Regions from separate parts of the Homo sapiens genome. Here region 2 is linked to region 1. A link is an interaction called in ENCODE POLR2A ChIA-PET data of the cell type or tissue named here. Cell type or tissue: Panc1. All regions are shown on one strand. Each heading gives the region's core, and the rest is flanking DNA. Links, peaks and the distances in the headings are about the cores only. Region 1 overlaps LOC105375264 (a long non-coding RNA gene). Region 2 has its middle 210 kb from the start of IGFBP3.

What was found. ChIA-PET counts read pairs that join two places held together with the same protein. Peaks named below come from ENCODE experiments on the same cell type or tissue, not always from the same donor. Only the 100,000 strongest peaks of a DNase experiment are listed, where the experiment ranks them.
Region 2: POLR2A ChIA-PET joins it to region 1 with 5 read pairs; 4 of 35 experiments call an interaction of 5 or more read pairs at or near these places.

The regions. Positions count from the first base shown.
Region 1 is chr7:46,000,305-46,011,176 of GRCh38, forward strand. The region is part of intron 1 of LOC105375264 (a long non-coding RNA gene); the gene reads right to left. It also overlaps the pseudogene TTC4P1. Among named protein-coding and RNA genes, the nearest start is that of IGFBP3, 84 kb to the left of the region's middle. In Panc1, for the core only: a CTCF peak has its summit at 4,547; a DNase peak (open chromatin) is centred at 4,187.
Region 2 is chr7:46,121,970-46,132,841 of GRCh38, forward strand. No RefSeq gene overlaps it. Among named protein-coding and RNA genes, the nearest start is that of IGFBP3, 210 kb to the left of the region's middle. In Panc1, for the core only: no CTCF peak of the experiment used is centred there; no DNase peak of the experiment used is centred there; H3K27ac peaks cover 443 bases.

The sequences.
Region 1 (10,872 bases), core at 1,117-9,116:
TAAGGCACCTCTTATTATTGCTTTGAGGTAGCACGGTTTTAACTTTTTGGCAGCTGTCACATCACGGAGAGCAGAATGAAAATTGCCCAGATAGTATTGTGCTGCTGCCCGGTTGGTATAAAGGACAGCACTCAAATCAGGATTTGCACATTTCTTCTTTAATCCCTCAGTGTAGGAAATTACAGCTTTCTTGTAGTCTTTTTCTTTAAAATAATCATTGCCCTCATCTTTATAGGTCTTGGCCTGTTCTGGAGAATGCTCCCCATCAAAAATAATTGACTGGAGACAAGCCAAGTCAGGATTCTCCCTGGGATCAATTTCTGATGGCGCTTTCTTCATAAACAGGGGGACCTTTTCAAATTCCTCTTCCCACTGGTCCTCATGAAAGCCGCCACGGTAAGGCTGGCTCTGGAACTTTTCCAGGAACAAGTCCGTGGCATCGTCTGAGGTGGGGTCCTGCTCAGGTTACTCCATAACTGATGCCCTGCCCTCCAGCCCAGGTCCCGGCACCGTGAAGTGTAGAAAATACTCTACAATGAATAAAAATAAAATACAATATTCAAGATTTATGAATGCAATAAAAGCAGTGGTCAGAAGGAACATTTAAGCTCTAAACACATTAAAAAAGAAGAATGATATTAATAGAAAATCTAATTGTGTATCTTACATAACTAGAAAATGAAAAGCAGTCTAAAGCCAAAGCATGAAGGAGGTAGGAAATAATGATTAGAGGAAACATAAATGACATAGAGAATAGAAAAACAAGAGAGAGTATCAATGAACCTAAAATTTGGTTCTTTAAAAAGATTACCAGATTTGACAAACCTTTAGCTATACTAATAATAGAAGACTAAAATAAATAAAATTAAAAATGAAATCATAGACATTATAACTGATACCATAGAAATACAAAGGATCAAAAGAAACTACTAATGAACAATTATATGCCAACAAATTGGATTACCTACAGGAAATTGATGAATTCCTACAACATACAACCTACCAACGCTGAATCATGAAGAAATAGAAAATCTAAACAGACCAATAGTGAGTAAAGAGATTGAGTCTGTAATCAAAAATCTTACAAAAAAGAAAAGCTCAGTATCAGACAGCTTCACTGATGAGTTCTATCAGTCCTTTAATGAAAATTTATACCAATCATTGCCAAACTCTTTCATAAAATTGAAGAGATGAGAATAGTTCATAATTCATTGTATGAGGCTGGCATTACGTAGATACAAAGCCAGACAAAGACATTACAAGATTGTCTCTTTTAAGTATAGATGCAAAGCCTCTTGATAAAATCCTATCAAACTGAATACAGCAGCATATTAAAGGGATCATACTCCATGACAAATGGGATTTATCTCAGTAATGCAAGAATGGTTCAACGTATGAAAATCACTCAATGTAAGAAACCACATGAATAGAATGAAGGGAGAAAAAAGACCCCAAAATATACGAACATTTCAGTTGATGCAGAGGAATCATTTGATAAAGTTCAACATTCTTTTAAAACACTCAGTAAATGAAGAATAAAAGATATCTTCCATAACACGATAAAGGTGATATATGAAAAACCCACAGCTAACATCACACCCAATATTGAAAGACTCAAAGCTTTCCCTTAACAATGGGAACGAGAGCAGGATTCCTACTGTCGCTATTTTTACTCAATATAGTAGTAGAAATTCTAGCCAGAGCAATTAGAGAAGTCAAATAAATGAAAATCTTACAAATTGAAAAGAGAGAAGTTCTCCATTCACAGATGACCTGGTCTTATGTGTAGAAAGCTCTAAGGATTTAATAACAAAACTATTAGAGCTAATAAATGAATTAAGCAAAGTTGTAGGACAAAAAAACAATAAACAAAATCAGTTGTGTTTCTATACACTAGAAATAAGCAATAGGACAAGTTTTTTAAAACTTTCTTTTTATAGTAGCATCTGAAAGAACAGATATGTAGGAATTTAATCGGAAATTAAAGACGTACTGAAAACTACAAAACATTGCTGAAATAAAGAAGTCATAAATCAATGGAATGTGTTCATGGTGTAAGATTTAATATTGTTAAGGTGATAATGCTACTCGATTTGCTTTGCTAATCAAAGCAATCTACAGATTGAATCCAACAATTTTTTTTTTCTTGTGGAAATAGAAAACCCATTCTAAAGTTCATATGAAATCTTAAGGGACCTTGCATAGCCAAAACAATCTTGAAAAGAATAAATGTGGACAACTCACATTTCCTGATTTCAAAACTTATCACAAAGATACAGTAATCAAAACAGTGAGGTACTTGTATAAAGACAGACATACAGACCAATAGATTTGAATAGATATTCCAGAAGTAAACTCTCACATACACAGACAATTGATTTTTGACAAGGGCACAAAAGCCATTCAATGGGGAAAAGGACAATCTTTTCAACAAATGGTGCTGGGAAAACTGTGTATCCACATGTAAAAAAATGAAGTCAAACCTTTTCCTCAAATTATATACAGAAATTCACCAAAAATGAATAAAATACTTAAATATAAGAACTAAAACTATAAAACTCTTAGAGGAAAACATACAACTAAATCTTCATGATATTAATTTCTTAGATATGACACCAAAAGGATGAGGAATAACAAAAATAGATAAACTGAAGGGTAGAAAGCAAAGTGATAATGGAAGATGAGAGTCGAGTGATGTGACCAGGAGCCAAGGAATGCCATGGCCTCTAGATGTGGGGAGTTAAGGGACCAATTTTCCCTGGAAACTCCTGAAGGAACTTGCCATGCCAACACCTTGATTATAGCCCTTTAAGATACATTTTGGACTGTTGATCTCCAGGATTGTAAGATAATACATTCGTGTTGATTTAAGCCACTGAATATGTGGTGATTTGTTACAGCAGCAATAGTAAACTGATACACAATCTCAATGAAAGTAGGGATTTCTGTCTTCCCACACCCTGCTCACTTCACTAGAGAATTTATAGCACTTAGTGTATTCTTCGATAAATATTTGTTGAGTAAGATGAATGAAGCCAGACTTTAGAGTCAGATTACACTTGGCTGGTTAACTGTTGTGAGGAAAGCAGTTGAAAGTTCTCTTGGCCTTGCTTCTACTTGCACTGGGAAGCACTGTCATCAATGAAGGGGTTGCTGTGGGTTTCAAGAGAAAAGAAAAGGTGTGAGAATCTCCCAGGTACAGTGGGAGCTCATCTGGACTAGGGAAATAAAATAGGATTGCTTGGTTATTGCTCACTTGGTCACTAATATAACATGAATTGAGACAGTATGGTTGTATATTTTTCTCCAATTAAGGTTATGGGGTGGCATGGCCTAGGGGAAGTTACTTATTTTGCAAGGGTGATTTGATAGAGGCAGCAAGCCAGGTAGCTGGGATGTTTGCAAGGGCATGATCATAATGGTGTACCATGCAATTTAAGCAGGGGCAGGTGGAAATAAGGACTTGATGTGATATGTTCAGATCCATGAATAAGACATCATAACAGGAGTCACAGTATTGTCAGACTAGAAGTACTGGAGGAAGGGAGCTGGACATTTGAAAGAGATGGGAGGGTGGAATGTTTGAGATTGAGTGAATGGAGGTGCTGTGTTCATTTGGTCATGCTAAGGTCTTGGGGTGGCCATGGGAGGGGTGGGTGGCTGAGGTGGGGCAGAGGACAGACTCATCTGGAGATGATGCAATAAATGAAGGGGAAAGCTAGGCCCTGCAAGGAGCTCTCTTGTGTGTATTAAAATCATCAAAAACTGTGGCAGGAGTGATTGCAGAGATCCTAGTGACCCATGATCAAGGAATGAAGAGGAAGACCAGCGGTCTAGAGATTACTGCACATGTGGGGTGGGAAGAGGGCGGTAACAGATGACAATCATTAATTTGATAAAAAAGTATTGAATGTCTGCTCTGTGCCAGGCACATGGTGGTAGGGTCTGATGGGAGGTTAAAGGGAAGAGAGGTGGATAATGTTCTGGAGATTTCAATGAGCAAGAAGGGTATTTAGCCCACATTGAGGCCCAACAGATTGAAGCCTTAAAAGAAAACAGCAACACCTGAGAAGGATGCCAGGAAATGAGTCCTAGGGGTACATGTGGAGTCAGCTGGAGCACATCCAGGAAGAAGGACAGAAGAAAGACTGTGAAGGACTTGAGTCAGGGAGGGGTGTGAGCTGACTCAGAAAGGGTGATGCATGGGTAGGCCATGGGGTGAGGGATGAACGGGAGTCTTGGATTTCCTGTGGTCACTCAGGGAAACCCAGCAGCTAAAAGTAAGTGATTTAAGCAAATGAATGGACAGATGAATTAATGAATAGACTAAAGATGGACAAATGCTTCCACCAGCCTTGCTTCAGGCCCTATTTAGAACTGAAGTTGACTTCCTCTTTCTTTTAATAGCTGCAAAAATGATGAATTTGATTTTCGTCTCTAGAAGCAATTTCCTTTTTAAATCAGGTGAGGATCTTGGCAGATGCGAAGAATCTTTCAGAACCTGCATGTATATGAGAAAGGGATATGACAGCATGAAGTTCTCCTGTTTGAAGAAGCTAAATGGAGCCACTTTTTGACTCAGTTGACTGGGACCTGGAGCTGGTGCACTATTTGAATTGCATGGTGTGCCTGCCGCTGCCTTTTGACTTCTCCAGCCTGTACACCTGCCTTTTTGGGGAGAACTGTGGTAACATATGGGGAGGCGTCCTGTATTTTCTGCAATATCTGACAAAGAAAAACTAGTTGGTTCATATGTATATATGATCTTTCAACAAGAACGTCAAATAAATATCTTCACTCCTTGGGGAGAAGCAGGTCAGAGCCCCACTGTCTCAGCTAGCTCTCACTTGGCTGTCTTGTTTTGGGGCTGGAAGGCCACACTGTGTTTCCTGGGGTAGAGGCGGAGTCTGGGCATTCTCCCTTTGTAGCTGAGAGCTAAGAGCAGTTGTGTCTGCTTTGATAAAATAAAGTTATTTTTTAGTTTAGTCTGATCTCCAAATCCTTCCCTTTCAGATACCTCTGCCATCCAAGATCAGGGGATACTAAATTTTCAAAGCATTTTCTCAGGAGTTGCATGAGAAAACATACACCTGCTCTTGTTTTCAAGGGGTGTGGGCAAGAAGTAAAAAGGACAAACTGTTAATGAGAACACTTTCTGTATTCCTCCCTCCCCACTGATACATACCAGTACCATAAAATTTAAAATGAGTCAAATGACTGCAGTAAGACTTTACTTTGGTATACGAGGCAAAATGTTGGACATGGGTGCTAATTAATCATCAGAGAGTTACAGGGGAACCTGGACGAATTAAGACTGGGGCAAGAGACAGCTCATCAAGGATCTTGCCCTGTAGCTCAAGAAGAAAATGTTTAACTTAGTTGCCTGGACACTCTGAGGATAGAATGAAATGCTGTATGCGACCTGTTGGCCTTGGAAGCCGGCATGGATTCAGCACCCAGGGTTGGGGTGAACCTTCTCTCCCTCACTGTGTCAGGCATCTTAGTCTGCCCCAGGATGTGCAGGCTGCCTGTCCCTGGCCTCACATCCTGCTGTAAGTGGGATTGTGACCCCCTGAAATGCATATGTTGAAGCCCTAACTGCCTCTGTGATGGTATTTGGAGGTGAAGCCTTTGGGAGATAATTAGGGTTAGATGAAGTCCTAAGGACCTCCATGATGGGATTAGTGTCCTTACAAGAAGAGGAAGAGACACCAGAGCTTCCCCTCTCTCACCTGTGAGGACAGAGGTAGCAGGTGGCTGTGTGCAAACCAGGAAAGGAGCCCCCACTAGGGAACCAGTTGGCTGGTTCCCTGATCTTGGACTTCCAGCCTCTGGAACAGTAAGGAACAAATGTTGGCTGTTTAGGGTGCCCAGGTAATTTGTTATGGGAGCCCAGGCTAAGATATGCACCTTCTCAGCACCTGTGTGTGACGGAACACAGGCTTTGGTGCCAAACATACCTGCATTCCATCACATACCTTGTTATGTGGCCTGTGGTCAGGCACTGCCCCAGGGACACCCCACGTGGATTAGAAAGTCCTTCTCATGCCACATGTACTCCCTGTGCCGTGGGTGGTTCCCACTGTGGTCTCTAAGGCCACCAGCCATTCAGATGCTTACACAGCAAGTGTGTGGGGCTGTGGTTGGGTTCCTCTCCTCTCAGTGGTCAGGGGCATGAAGAGCCGCCTCTCACCACCTTCCATTCTGCTATCACATGCCTTTTGTATTGAACTCTTGTAAGTCTGTGTTATGAGCCAAATCCTGTCACCCCAAATTTCATATATTGAACTCCTAACCCCCAGGAGCCCAGAATACACCTAGATTTACCAATTAAGATAAAATGAGGTACTTAGGGTGGGTCCTGATCCAATATTACTGGTGTTCTATTAAGAAGAGGAAATTAGGACTCACACGCACACAGAGAAATGACCACATGAGGACACAGGGAGAAGATGCCCCATCTACAAAACAGGGAGAGAGGCCTTAGGAGAAACCAGCCCTGAGAACACCTTGATCTCAGACTTCCAGTCTTCAGGATGGTGAGAGAATACATTTCTGTTGTTTGAGCTGCACAAGCTGTGGTGTTTGTTACAGCAGCCTGAGCAGACTGATACAGGCTGTCACCACTCAGGGCCTTCAGCTGTACTTCTTGTCAGGATGCCATTTCCTTGGTCTCCATGGAGATAACTTCGATTCCTTTCTCAGGAATTCACTTGGGCATTCTTAAATGCTCCAGGAAGGCTTCTCTGCACCCCTCAGGCTGGGCTGTGCCTTCAGGGTGCCCCTGGCTCCCTGGGCATGCTGTGTTTGCAGGGCTGATCCCAGTGTGCTGTATCCCACTGTGCTTCTAGGGTCCTTGTTTGACTGCAGATTTCTCTTGTGTCCAGTTGTTATCTTTGAATTGTGTCCTCAGTGCTCAGTACTGTGTTTGGGATATTGGCCATACTTAGTAAACGTATGTTGAATGAAGAAATAGATGAATCACAGTGGTAAACCAAGGTGAAAATCTGAGTGATAAATTATCAGAGAAGCACAATAGACTACTATAGTCCAATGGAGCCATGCCATTGGTGCTTTCCTGGCCTTTTGGTTTGAATCAACTAGTAATCATGTTGATGGTCTACTTCACTTTGTGGTTTTGACATGACTATCATGTCACTCAAAGATAAACAGATCCGCTCTTAGGGAAGAGTTACTTGAACTGAGGCCAGGAGAGATATATTCTCTTGTTTTTGATGTCACATTGACTATTTTTCAGAAAGCAAGGATAACAACACAGCCTCTTGAAACTGTTATTGAGGATTTTCAAGGGATTTGTAAATTATTTTTTTAACCAAATAGGGAAACAGCTTTTTTATATACTGCAAAATTGTGGAGATAAAAGTTTCCTTGCTTGTGTTTCCTTTTAAAATTATCAAGGCAGACCCAGCTTACAAAGGGAGAAATAGCATGGATGTAGAAAGAGGTGCGTGAGGTGGGCTTTTGTATCCTCTGCACCCTGCCTTTTACACAAGCCCCAGAGCCCCTTCTGCTCAATGAGGGACCCCTCGGGTGCCAGGCCTGGTTGGCCAGGCTGGGCTGCAGCCCCTTCATAAGCTTCTAGTATGACAGTGTTGTTAAACAGCTCTGTTTTTTAAGTTTTAGGTTCCACTTGGAGTTTGTACATAGAAGACATTTGGAAGAATAAAATCCATATAAAACCATGTTTATCCAGCCTACTTATTCTTGTTATTCCTCATTCTTGGAACCTGTGTGGAAATCTTATAATAATTAATTGCTTAAGATTTTATTTCCTTGTCCTGTTGTTTTGGTGTTTACTGCCCGTTTCCCGGGATACTGACGAGGAAATGGAATGAAAGGCCCTTAACACGCTCTGGACATGGCCACCCTGAGTTGTACTTGGCTATGGGAGCTCAAGTTCACAGCAAGAGAACAGAGGCCAGAATGGCCAGCTCAGTTTCTTGGCTGAATTATCATGTGAACTTTTCCCTCCCTATCAGTATTAAACCTTTTCCCAGCTCTACATGGGACATGCTTTGTCTCTGGGGTCAGTGGGGTTGTTGAAAATAAAGACTGTGATATTATGAGTGATGTGCTGCTGTGGGAGAGGATGGATCTCAGTAGCAAGAACTACCCCCCCCAGTGACACCTCATGTCATCATCCTGGACCGCTGGTGTAGAGTCATTGAATTTTGTGTGATGTTAACATGGATGGCTCAGATCAGTAACACAGAGGCAAGGAAAGAGGTACCATGAATGGGAACAGTTCGGGGAAGCTTTATCAACCTCTCCAGACCTTATTTCTCCATCTAAGTGAAGGAAGAGTGTGATGTGAAGATGTCATGTGTCAGGTGCCAGCTCTAGTGCCAGTCATGTGTCAGTGCCCAGCTGAGGCTCACTCTTCCTCCCTTTTCTTGCTTCTCAGCTTCCAGCCTAGAATCCTTGTTCTGCATGCTGGGAGAGAGCACCAACTTTGGAGTCCCCCAGCCCTGAGTGTGACTATGGGTTCTTGCTTTTCATGAGTGTTTTCGGGCAAATTTTTTCACATTTCTAGGCCTCAGTTTCTTCTTCTGTAAAAAAGGAAAAGCACTTATGTCATTGTGTTGTTTTGAGGATAGAAAAATACTGTGAAGCATTTAGTATGTTTCGAGCACATTGTATGCACTCAATTCATGGTCACTATTATTTTATTTACAAATATAATATAAATATAAATATAATAAAATGCTTCCCAACTAGTCCGCAAAAGAAGACTGCCTGAAACGTATTGATATTTTTCTTTTTGATTTCTGGAGCTGTCATATGCCAAATGCTCTTGGGATGCAGAATTCTATTTTTCTGGAAATGAAGTCATGGGTCGAATGATTGGCAAAGAAAGTCATATTACATTTTGTTTTTTATTCTCACAAAGTATGAAGTGGATCATTGGCAACCTTAATTTAAAATAGTGCTAAATAGAAAGTATATGTAACAGTACTTATTTATTCTGGAACTTTAAAACTATAGTGAAAAATTTTCTAGACCAGGAGTCAGCACACTTTTTCTGAAAAGGACCAGATGGTATATATTTTAAGCTTTGCAGGCCTTCCTGTCTCTGTCACAACTACTCAACTCTGCTGTTTAGTGCAAAAGCAGCTGTGAACAATATAGAAATGATGAGTGTAGCTACGTACCAGTAAAGCTTGAGTGGTGTGACATTGACTTGTCAGATTCCCCCTCTATATCTTGCTTTCCTCATTACAAAAGGAGCGTCAGTCTGAGGATGCTAAACAATGTACTTAAATGTACCTAGCACAGTGTCAGGCATGAACTAATGGAGCTCACTCTGGCCTTTTATGCCATGGGTCCACAGTCCATGTGCTGTTCATGGTTAATTTAATTTTGGAGTGGTGAAGGAATTTCGTGATCTATCTATTTGTAGCAACTGGGGTGCTGTGTTGAGAACGATTCTGGGACTGTCTGGGCTTGGCTGAAAAGTATGCGGTGACGTCCATTCCTAGACTAGGCAGTGTTTCTTCTTTTCTTGTTATGTTCCCTGTATTTCAGCCATTTTTTTCTTCTGGGTTCTTCAGTCTGGTTTTTTTTTTTTTTTTTTTTTTTTTTTTTGCAATCTCATATCACCCCTTACCTTCACTCACAGTGGGAAGTGGGTATGTCTATAGTTCTGGGTTGGAGAGGAGTTGTTGACATGACTATTTCTTTAAAATTTTCTATGGTTTAAACTCTAATTTTAATCTGATGATTAAGCAAAATGTACATTTTAATTGATTAATGTTTTCTTAAGGTATAGGATAAAAGTATTTCCACGTCTGTCTGTCTTTCTTTCTGTCTGTCTGTCTTTTCTTTCTTTCTTTCTTTCTTTCTTTCTTTCTTTCTTTCTTTCTTTCCTTTCTTTCTTTTCTTTCTGTTTCTTTCTCCCTTCCTCCCTTCCTTCCTTCCTTCTTTCTTTCTTTTTCTTTTTGAGATGGAGTCTCCCTCTGTTGCCTAGGCTGGAGTTCAATGGCATGATCTTGGCTCACTGCAACCTCTGCCTCCCAGGTTCAAGCGATTGTCCTGCCTCTGCCTCCCAAGTAGCTAGGATTACAGGTGTGGGCCACCATGCTACAGGCTAATTTTTGTATTTTTAGTTGGCCTGGCTGATCTTGAACTCCTAACCTCAGGTGATCTGCCTGCCCTTGGCCTCCCAAAGTGCTAAGATTACAGGCATGAGCCACCGTGCCTGACCTCTACATGTATGTTTTATGTGTGAGATGTTGTCAGTCTTAATTTAGGAAAAATCCTTTTTAATTTTCTAAGGTTTATTTTTTCTTTTTTTATACCCCAGGATTGTCATATAAATCTGTCTTCTGCAGTGGAATGCAGAAGAGGAGATTACAGTTCTGAAGCATCATTGTCCACACCTTTCTCTTGCTGCCCTCCCAGCTGGAGGTGGACACCACCCCTGCAGCGCAGAGCAGGGAGGCTGGCCCAGTACTGCAGGGGCTTCATGTGCAGGCTGATTCCTTTCCTGTGTTTGCAAAGTTGGAGGCAGTCCACAAGGCAGCTTTCTGCACCATCTGCAGAATTTATAGGTTCTTAAGGTCACCCTCAGGTTTGATAATTTGCTAGGTGAGTTCTTACAGAACTCACTGAAAACTGTTATACTCATGGTTATGGTTTATTTGAGTGAAAGTATACAGATTACCATCGGCCAAGGGGGAGATGCAGAGCGGAGTTGAGAGCTTTCCAGACGTGGAGCTTCTAGTTGTCCTTATGGTGGAGTATGGACAATGTCAGCTTCTGCTGGGAATGGTATGTTACAATGCTTGTGGGGTATTGACAACCAGGGACAGTCACCTGAGTCTTGCTGTCCCGGGTTCTGATTGGTGCTTG
Region 2 (10,872 bases), core at 1,356-9,355, 120 kb after region 1:
GTGATGAACATGGGAGTGCTAATATTGCTGCAAAATACTGATTTTATTTCCTTTGGCTATATATTCAGTAGTGGAATTTCTATGTCATATGGTAGTTCAACTTTTAGTTTTTTTGAGGAACTTTCATACTGTTTTCCACAAATGCTCTATTAATTTATATTCTCACCAACAGTGTGCAAGGGTTCCTTTTTATCTCCTATCCTCTCCAACACTCTTATCTTTCATCTTTCTTATAGTAGCCATTCTAACAGATGTGAGGTGATAATCTCATTGTGGTTTTGATTTTCATCTCCCTGATGATTAGTGATGTTGAGCATTTTTTCATAGATCTCTTGGCTGTTTGTATGTCTTCTTTTGAGAAATGTTTATTTCTAAGGGGGTTGTTTATTTCCTTGCTGTTGAGTAGTAGTTTGAGTTCCTTGTATGTTTTGGATATTAACCTAAATATTTTGTCCCATTCTGTATGTTTTCTCTTTACTCTTTTGATTGTTTCCTCTGCTGTGCCAAAACTTTTTAGTTTGATGTAGTCCCACTTGTCTATTTTTGCTTTTGTTGCCTGCACTTTTGGGTTCATAGCCAAAAAGCATTATTTCCCAGACCAATATCATGGAGCTTCCCCCCCTATGTTTTCTTCTAATAGTTTTACAGTTTCAGATCTTATATTTAAGTCTTTAATCCATTTGAGTTGATTATTGTGTATGGTATGAGATGAGCATCTAATTTTATTATTTTGCATGTGGGTATGCAGTTTTTCCTATGCCATTTATTGAAGAGACTGTCCTTTTCCCATTGGGTGTTCTTGGTAACCTTGTCAAAAATCAACTGACTATAAATGTATAGATTTATATCTGGGGTATTTACCTTGTTCCATTTGTCTATGTGTATTGTTTTTATGCCATTATCATGCTGTTTACTATAGCCTTATAGTAGATTTTGAGATCTGTAGGTAGTAGATGTGATGCTTTCAGCTTTTTTTTTTTTTTTTTTTGCTTTGGATAATTAGAGGTTTCTGTGATTCCATACAATTTTTAGGATTTTTTTCTATTTCCTTAAAAAATGTCATTGAAATTTTGATAGGGATTGCATTGAATCTATATATCACTTGGGGTGGTATGGTATGAACGTTTTAATAATAATTTTTACAATCCCTGAACAGGATATCTTCAAGTTACTTGTGTCTTCAATTTTTTAATAAATGTTTTTTAGTTTTCAGTGTGAAGACCTTTCATATTCTTGATAAAATTTATGCCTAAGTATTTATTTGCAGCTATTGTAAATGAGATTGTTTTCTTGATTTCTTTTCCAGATAGTTCATTGTTAGTGTATAAAACACTACTGAGTTTTGAGTGGTGATTTTGTATCCTGTGAATTTACTGAAGTCATATATTAGTTCCTACAGTTTTTTGGTGGATTTTTAGAGTTTTCCATATATAAGATCATGTCATCTGCAAACAGAAACAATTTAACTTCTTCCTTTCTGATTTGGATGCCTGTTTTCTTTCTCTTGCCTAATTGCTCTGGCAAGGACTTCCAGTACTATGTTGAATAGAAGCGGTGAAAGTAGGCACCCTTGTCTTGTTCCCTCTCTTAGAGGAAAAACTTTCCACTTCTCTGCATTATGATGGAGTATGATGTTACCTGTGGGCTTGTTGCATATGGTCTTTATTTGGTGTCTGTCATTAATTTTGAAAATCTCAGGCATGATTTCTTCAAATATGTCTTGTCCTCCTCTCTCCCTTCTACTTTCAGCATTTCAACTGGCTGCGTATTACATCTTCTGCTATTTTTGCATGCTTCTCGAATGTTTTGTTCTTTTTGATTTTTCTTTAATCTCTTTTTCTCTTTGCATTTCAGTTTGTGCAGTTTCCCTTGACATTTTCACAACCACTAAATCTTTCTTCAGCCAAGTCTAGACTGATGAACTCATCAAAGGCACTCTTCATTTCTGTTCCATGGTTTATTTTGACTTGTACATTTCCTTTTGACTCTTAAGAGTTTCCATGTCTTTGCTTACGTTATCTCTCAGATCTTGCATATTCTACTTTTTCATTTTAGTCCTTAACACATTCATCATAGTTTAATTCCCATCCGATCATTCCAAAAATCTCTGCCACTTCTTACTCTGGTTCTTATGCTTGCATTGCTCTTTTCTGGCCTTTATGCATGCCTTGTAATTTTTATTGAAATCTGAGAGGCATGGTCTGATGGTGATCTCCCAGGCTCCATCCTCTGCATATGGGTGAAAATTCTTACCCAGCCTAGCTCACCTAAGTTTTTATGAGAATCAGCTGAGAAACTTTATGTGAAAGTGCTTTGTAACATGCATAATAATATTCAGGCATCATCCAGATGCCTGAATCTCTCTGGTCTTCTGGTCTGGGAGAGCTCAGTAAGATCCCTAAAATATAAATTTCATGGTTGTGGAAGCTCCAACTCCTCCTCTCAACTGTGCTAATTTATTTCTAGGCCCCTCTGCTATTGCTGTTGTCTCTCTTCCTTCAGTTTCTGTGCCTGATCTGTGCATGTCAGCCTGATACAACATTCCCTGGTCTCTGCATAAAAAGAAGTTACTAGTCAAAATAACAGAATTTACTGAGGTTTGCAGTGTTACGGCTTGATAATCCATCTCATATTGCACAGGTAACAATTTACAAAATAAATCCTCTTTCCCCCGTTTTCTTGGGCCTTCCTCCACACCAGCATAGGTGGGTTTATAGCCCTGAGCTCTAGGGAGCTTCTGTTTATAAACAAATGCTCTCCCAAAAAAAGAAATTTATTTTAAATATATAGACACAAGATATGTGTGTGTGTGTGTGTGTGTGCATGCATGTGTGTGTTTGTGTAGTGAGAGAGAGGTGGGGAGAGAGAATGGGGAACAGAAATACAGATATAGATATATAGATGTGGATATCAAGTGTCGTATTGACATAAAGGTAGACATACATGGTAATAGAACAGAATACATAAGCTAGACATAGACTCCCATATATAAAGCCGATTGATTTACAACAGAAGTGTCACAGTCATTCAATTGGATAAGAATATTCTTTTCAATAGATGGTGCTGCAGCAACTGGATATCTGTATGAAAAACATACCCCTGTATGTTTTTATCTCACACCACAGTAAAAAAGTGAACTTGAAGTTGGTTATGCACCTAAATGTAAAAATCAACAATTATATAAATTTTAGAAAAAAATAGAAAAATCTGTATGATCCTGAGGTAAGCAAAGATTTCTTAGATAGAACACCAAATTACAAACCCTAGAAGAAAAAACCTGATAAATTAGACTTCATTGAATTTAAAAGTATCTGTTTTTCGAAAGGCACAATTGAAAAAATGAATATCCAAGTCACAAACTGTGAGAAAGCCTTCACAACACACATATTAAAGATGTGTGTCCAGAATATACTAATACCTTCTACAATTCAATAATAGGAAAACAAACAGTCTAATGTAAAATGGGCAAAATTTGAATGGTCACTTAAGAGGGAGACATGTGAATGATCGGTAAGTTGTATGAAAATGTGTTTGGCGTCATTAGTCATCAGAGAAATGTACATTGAAACCACTGTGGGATACCGCCTTACATCCTTAGAATGGCTAAAATTAAAAAGTCTGGCAAGCCCGATTTAGGATTTGGAGCAACTGGATCTCCCCTACATTGCTGATGAGAACATAAAATAGAACAACCACTTTGAGAAAAGGTCTGGTGGTTTCTTGTAAAGTTATAAATATAATTCTATGGTATAGTGCTTCTACTCTTAGATATTTCTACTAAGAAAAATTTAAATACATTTTCTCAAAAATAGTTGTATAATAACAAAGAGCTTTGTTTATAATGACCCCGAACCTGATGAAACCAAATGTTCCACAAGAAAATTGATAAGTGACTGTGTGGTATATCCATCCCATAGGATATTACTCCACAATAAAAATAAATGAACTACTCATACATGCGGTGGCATGGATAATTCTCAAAAACACACTGAGTAAAAGAAGCCAGAAACTTCATGATTCTATTTATATGAATATCAAGAACAGACAAAAAAGTTATGGTAATAGACACCAGAAGATTTGCTGCCTATGAGAGGTGGGAATTGATTGGAAGAGGGCATGTGAGAACCTTCTGAGAAGACAGATATTCTATATCTTGATAGGAACACGGGTTAGACGTGTACACATTTACCAAAACACATTTAATTGGATAGTTAATATCCATACATTTTAATACATAAACCTTTACATCAACATAAAATTAGAAAGATTTTTAGTGTCAACCACCTAGTGTCCCTGTTTTAGACCCAGGAGTCCAACTCTTCCTAGTAGGAAGACCTTGGCATAGGATATCTGCCAAGAGCATGCATCCAGGTCTGTTTGCAGCAATGCTATCATTACAATTAAATCCCAGGTCTGAATTTCAGTGCAAGTGCAAGATACCTTGCAGCTGTAAAAGATAAGTGTCTTTCTTTACCCTGCCATGGAGGCTGTGTGAACTTTCACAACGTGCCCTGACTAATTAGACTAGTTAGTTAGTTAGTTGACCTAAGCCTATTATTTCTGTGCTTACCCAAGACTTCTAATGCTGGTAAGAAAAGCTAGCCTTTCCTCTCTCTTTATAATTCCATTGCCTCCATGTCATATACATGCCAAACTTACTCTGTAAAGAGTCAGTAGGCATGAGAGGGAAGAAGGGAGAAAGAGTTGGGGAGGGACTTTTACATCAATTTTAAATTTCTAACAATAATTTCATTGCATTGGATAGTAGCTAACTCCCTGTTCCTGGAAGAGTTCAAGCCAAGATTTATGATGCTTGTTAGAAACCTCAGGGGAAGGAATAGAACACATAAGCAGGGATTAAATAACATGGTCTTTATGGTTCTTTCCAACTCTCATTCATTCACTTATTCATTCCATCAATTCCATTATTCATTCCTGTTTCTGCCACTATGCCAGGCTCTGGTAGATGCAAATGATTCTCCTTAGCCGTCAAATGTACAGCCATTTAAAACCTTGGTTCCAGAGGCCTATTTTTATCTCAAATGTGCACATCTATTTGCAAGCAGAGATGACAGGTGTGGCTGGCCTTTTCAGCTGCACCTTTTCATTGCTGCTATCTGATGACACATTTTCCCTTATGCCTATAAAGTGAATTCCTTAGAGATGATGTTGCTTTTAGCTTGAGGTTTCTAGATGGAATCAGCACTTGTTTATTTGTTTGTTTGCACGTAGAAGTCTGAACCTCTTGCTCTCACCTATTTTTGAAAACATCCCACAACCAAAAAAAAAAAAATCTGGTTACAGGAGCCCAGAGAAAGCCACCCTGATGAAGTGAGGCCTTGCCTAGGTGCACGGTATCAGTAAGGGAGGCACTGTGTTCCTGCATAGGAAAGAGTTCAGGCTGGCTGCCACATAGACCTGAGTTCAATTCTGATGGTGCCTCTCGCCAGCAGTAGGATTTGGGGCAATGCACTGATGCACCCTACACCTCTGTTCCCACAACTGTAACATGGACATTATGAATGTGTTCCATCCCAGGTCAGCAGGATTGTCCGATGAATTCACATGCCTTAAATGCTTCAAATCTGCCCCTGGCACTGTGTGTTCTCTACCTGCTGATTATTTTTTTATTATTCGCAGCATTGTTATGTAAGTTAGAATCATAGAAAGGAGTTGGCATTAAACTGTGACTTGAGAGACAATTGGTCCTCACTCTATTAGAAAGGAGCTTGGTGATGATGGTGAGACATTCATTGGGCCGCATTGTTCCTCATGTGTAAAATAGGGAGATGAATTTGTGGGTTTGACTCACATCGCATGCTGCTCTTTGAATTGTATTAATTCCCTTCTATTATTTAATACTTTATTCATTATCAAAATTAAGACAGTTCTGCATTGTATCAACTCCTCCAATTTTAAGCAGACATAACCTTTAAAAAACACAGGAAAAATTAGTAGTGAACAATGCACCTTTGAAATTGGGAGAAAGGAAACATGTTAATTCAATTATATTCCCTTCTGGCACCAGGAGTTCTACAGATGTCCACCTCTTCTTCAACTCTGGACACTGGCCAACATGAATGTGTACCAGTTGCTTTGAAGAATCGTTGAATGATGCAAGTGTGAATTTAATTACCAGATGCTCTGCTAATTAGAGGTCTAAAAGGTAAGGAAATAAGTGTGAAAGCAAAAATTTAAATATAACATATTAACGTATTACCATAGCTAACAGAGAAATCATACAGAAACATATTTCTTGAAAAGAATGATCCTGGTATTTGATTGGCATCTGCATGTTTCTTACATAGATCATTTTTAATTTTAAATATTATGCAGATAAAATACTATTTGTTGCTAAGATTTATATTCAAAGATTCACATTTAATCAATCTTTCTTCTCTCCTTCTCTCTCTATCCCTCCATACTCCCCTTTTCTGTCCCTCTTTGGTTTTTTCCCCCTTAAACCTTCACTGAGGAAAGCTCACATGACTCACATGACTTCCTAGTGACAACTTTACTTCTAGAAATGAATGAGATGGAGTCCTGAAACTCTGAGGTCTCAGCTCCCAGGCAGGGCAGGGGCGGGGAGAGGCTGCATGAGGGGAGCTCAGGGCTCTGGCCACAGTAAGCACAGATACCTGCTCCTGCAGAGCACCAGGCAGGGTTGGCAACTGCTGCAGTGGCTCCATCTTGGAGTGATCCCCAAGTCTAGTGAGAGTTCACCAAATGTATATGAGAAGGAGTGGCTTTCCTAAGGGAACTGATGCAGAGAGTAGAATGCTCCAAGATGGACAGTCCCATGGGAGGATGACAAGGAAGGGGGTCGTCAGAAGTCCCGGGGACCATGCTGAGGAGTTCTGCTTTCATCCGAGGGGTGGGGGAAATCCCTCTGAAATTCTTTTTTATCTTCTATTTTATTTTAAATTATTTTTTATGAAATAGACATGAAAATTTATGTAAAACCTACTAATGCCATTTATGGAATAATAATAAGATGAAAACCAATGGTTCAAATGTCTAGTTTCAGAAGCATAGCCTTAGCAGAGTTTTTGGGAGCCTATCCATAGTTCTTCCCAATTACTTTCCTTACCCCCTTCCTACATTTTGGGTTTATCTTTCCTTGATATTTTAGTTTTATCACATATGCACGGGTCTCTAAGCATAACATTGTTTTGCCTTTTGTGTTGTTGAGACATCCTGCTCCACATGTCCTCTGATTCTCATGTTTCAACAGCGTGGATATGAGGTTCATTCTGTTCCACATGTCCCTCTGATTCTCGTGTTTCAGCATGACATCCTCATGATTCCACATGACATCCTGCTCCACATGTCCCTCTGATTCTCGTATTTCAACAGCGTGGATATGAGGTTCATTCTGTTCCACATGTCCCTCTGATTCTCGTGTTTCAACATGACATCCTCATGATTCCACATGACATCCTGCTCCACATGTCCCTCTGATTCTCATGTTTCAACAGTGTGGATATGAGGTTCATTCTTGTGGACTTTGTAGCTGAGGGACATTCAGATTCACTACTGTACCTCATGCCCCTGTGCTAAGGATCACAAGCTACTTATCATTCTACAGTAGAGCTGATGAGCATTTGCATTGTCTCCAGTTCTTGGGTTAATTAATGTGCTGTTCTGAGCATCCTTTCTCATTGCTGCATCTCACTTTTCAGCTGTACTAAAGTGATGGGAAATCATTTCGCGAAGTGGTTGTAGATCCCAACAATACTGCAGAAGAGTTGCTGTTGTGAATTATTCAAATTCTCTTTAAGCAGAGGAATGAGCTGTAGAAAGATCATTTTGGCTGCAAGATGAGGGATGGGTTGGAGTGGGGCCAATTTAGAGTCAGAGACTAGAAAAGAGGCTTGAGTGTGGAGGGTCTGAAACCAGGAGGCCCAGGGTCTCAGTGGAAACAGTGGCAGGGGAAATGGAAGGGACGGGACGCTTGGAGAAATCTTAGCAATCAGGCCTGCATATGGATTTTCTGGTTTGAGGAGTCACAGTGGAGGCCATGAAGATCCTGAGGTTTGCAGCAGACACCTGTGGATGGCAGCACTGGCTGCTGAGGTACAGGGTCCTGTAGTAGGAGATAAGTGGGCCGAGGAAGAGGAAGACATCATTCCCTGAACCCCAAACTCTCCTAGCTGTTCAGTTAAAAAAACACATTAAATATATTTTCAATAGATAAGTACCCTTTTCCTCAAGCATTTATCCCATTTCCTGGAAAGTAGGCGGTATTTAATAAAAATGGATTGTAATTTGTATTCTCATGATGTCTTAAGAGAAGAAATATTGCCCAAAATGCATAGTTTTAGTTTCTAGAGTTCTTGAGGAAAAACTGGGGAAACGGGTCCTTCAGTGAACACTCACAGCCATCTGGCCATTCAGGTGTATAGTGGTCTTCACACTTGAGCCCAAGGACATCTTGCAACTTTGTTCTTGATACGTGATTGTCTTTCCAGAGGATGATTTTCTGAAAATGGTTTAGAGTCGCTAATTGCTCTATGCTTTGGTTATTTGGGTCATGGTCATATGAACTTTTTACTTGTTTAGCTTAGACTGTCTTAAGTGACATATATTTTCTGAAAACAAACCAGCAATCACAATGCTTCAGCCTGCATAGGAGTGAGTGGGCAGCTTATTTACTAAGTAGTATGGAAGACTTCTGAAGACCCAGGTCATAACTGCAAGTTAAACTCAGACCAAATGGGACTGGCTCAGTCAACCCACTTCCATTCACTCTAAGGTCCTCAGAACAGGGGTGTCATGAAGAAGCCACCACCACCTCCTCCCCACTCCTGTGGCATTCAGCCTCTTCCTCATGTGTTCCCCTCTTCTCCGCGGCCACCACATCATGTTGTCTGAACTTGGGGAAGTTCCCGCTTTCATCTTCGCTCCACCCTCCTTTCTTCTGCCTGATTTCAGATTCACTGCTCTTTGACCCTGGACTATCGCACCAGCTTTTCCACTGTTCCTTCTGCCTCCACCCTCTGCCTGCTTATTGGTCCCTGTACTGGCTGCCAGTCATTGTCCTAAAATTCAGAATGGATGGATCCTTCATTACCACGCTTAAAAAGCCTATAGGCTAGTCCCTCTTGTCTCCTCCCCACCCACCCATAGAATGAAGTCTGGAATCCCCAGACTGAAAACAAAGCACTTTGGTTTGGGTGCTGAGCTATCTTCCTTGCTCATTCCAGCCTTCATAAAACCCAACCTGTGGCTTCTTCTCACATCTCCCCTGTTCCTGACTGTGTCATGCCTTTCTTTTCCTCTAGGTTTTTGCAATGCTCTTTCTTTATACTTACTGTAGGCGATGTCTGGTTAATATTAATATTCCTTAATGTGATCCCAGGACCATAGTATATTAAAGTTAGTCTTGGGTTGAAATCTTAGCACTGATTTATTTTACTCCTGGACCTTGGCAAATTATGTAATTCATCTTGCTTTCTTATCTGTACAGGTTCAGCATCCCAAGTCTGAACATCTGAAATCTGAAGTGCTTCAATATCTAAAAATAAATTTTAAGCACCATGATGATGCTCAAAGGAAATGCTCATTGGAGTAAATATAATGCAGATATTCCAAAATCTGAAAAAACTCAAAATCTGAAACACTTCTAGTCTCAAGCATTTTGCACAGGGGATACTCAACTTGTAGTAAGAAGGATAGTGGAAACTGCTACTCTAGATCGCTGACAAAATTAGATGGGGTACTGCAAATATAAGTGCTTAATATTTACTCATTCATTCGACAAATATTTAATGAGTGCCTATTTTGTGCTAGATATTAGGTTAAAGATCTCTATGGGGCTTTATAGCTCCAAGAATAATACTTATATAGAAAAACATAATTCCATGTAGTGAAATAAACCTTTCACTACATTTTTAGAGTGCACAATGAACAAAAGCTTCAGGGCCAGAGAGACATATAGAAAGGGACTTCACTTAGTCTGGGGGAGTCAGAGAGGGATATGATTTAGGGTTGGGGACAAATAAACCCAAGTTTTCGGTTGCTTAAAATTCAAAAAGTATGTTTATCTCTTAGTCCAAGGCTAGCATTTCGGGAGGCAGTCATTCCTCATGTGGTTGCTCAGAGGCCTGTGGTGACAGCTGCTGTCTCATTTCCAATGTGTGGCTTACCCACTGCCTGGGTGTTTCTGTCACTCAGAAAGGGAAAGGCAAGGAAGATCACCTGGGAACTTTGTATGGGCCAGTGTGGAGTGAACTCATCACACTGATGAGCAGTTCTGGGCCTGCCAGGACTTGGTGGCCTGGCCATTCTGAGCTGCTGAGGACGCTGGGCCATGCAGTTGAGACAAGCCATGTGTGCTGAGCAGGAAGAAGAAACGGACTTGGTTCAGTCTGGATGGGATGAAGAAAATGTGTTTCATCCCTGCAGGTGCCCAGAAACAGGGAAGCACATTCTGGCAGAGTGAGTCCTGCTGTGAGCTGGAGCAGCATGGAGCCCGGGTATTAGAGAGTGCAGAGAACTAGTCCTAGGGGATTAGTTGTCCCAGAGTCCACAGGAATGTTGAACCTTGTGTGAAGAGCAAGGCTTTCAAACAGGAGATTTCCATCGGCATGTTTGTGTGTTCATACTCCCCCTGTGGCTGCAGCCTGAGAAAGCAGCACAGAGCTGGGATACTGTGTCAGTACTGTAGTGAGGTCTGGAGGTACCTGAAGCATGAAGGCAGCATGGGCGGGGGCCACAGCTGGCAGCACAGTTCACTTGCTCTCCACACTGGGTCAGTGGCTGCGACTTTTATGCATTGGTTATGTTAAGGTTTATGATTCCAAGATGTTAAACATCCTAAGTAAGCTGAGACGCAAACAAATGAAAAGACAGAAGAAATGCCATGAAGTG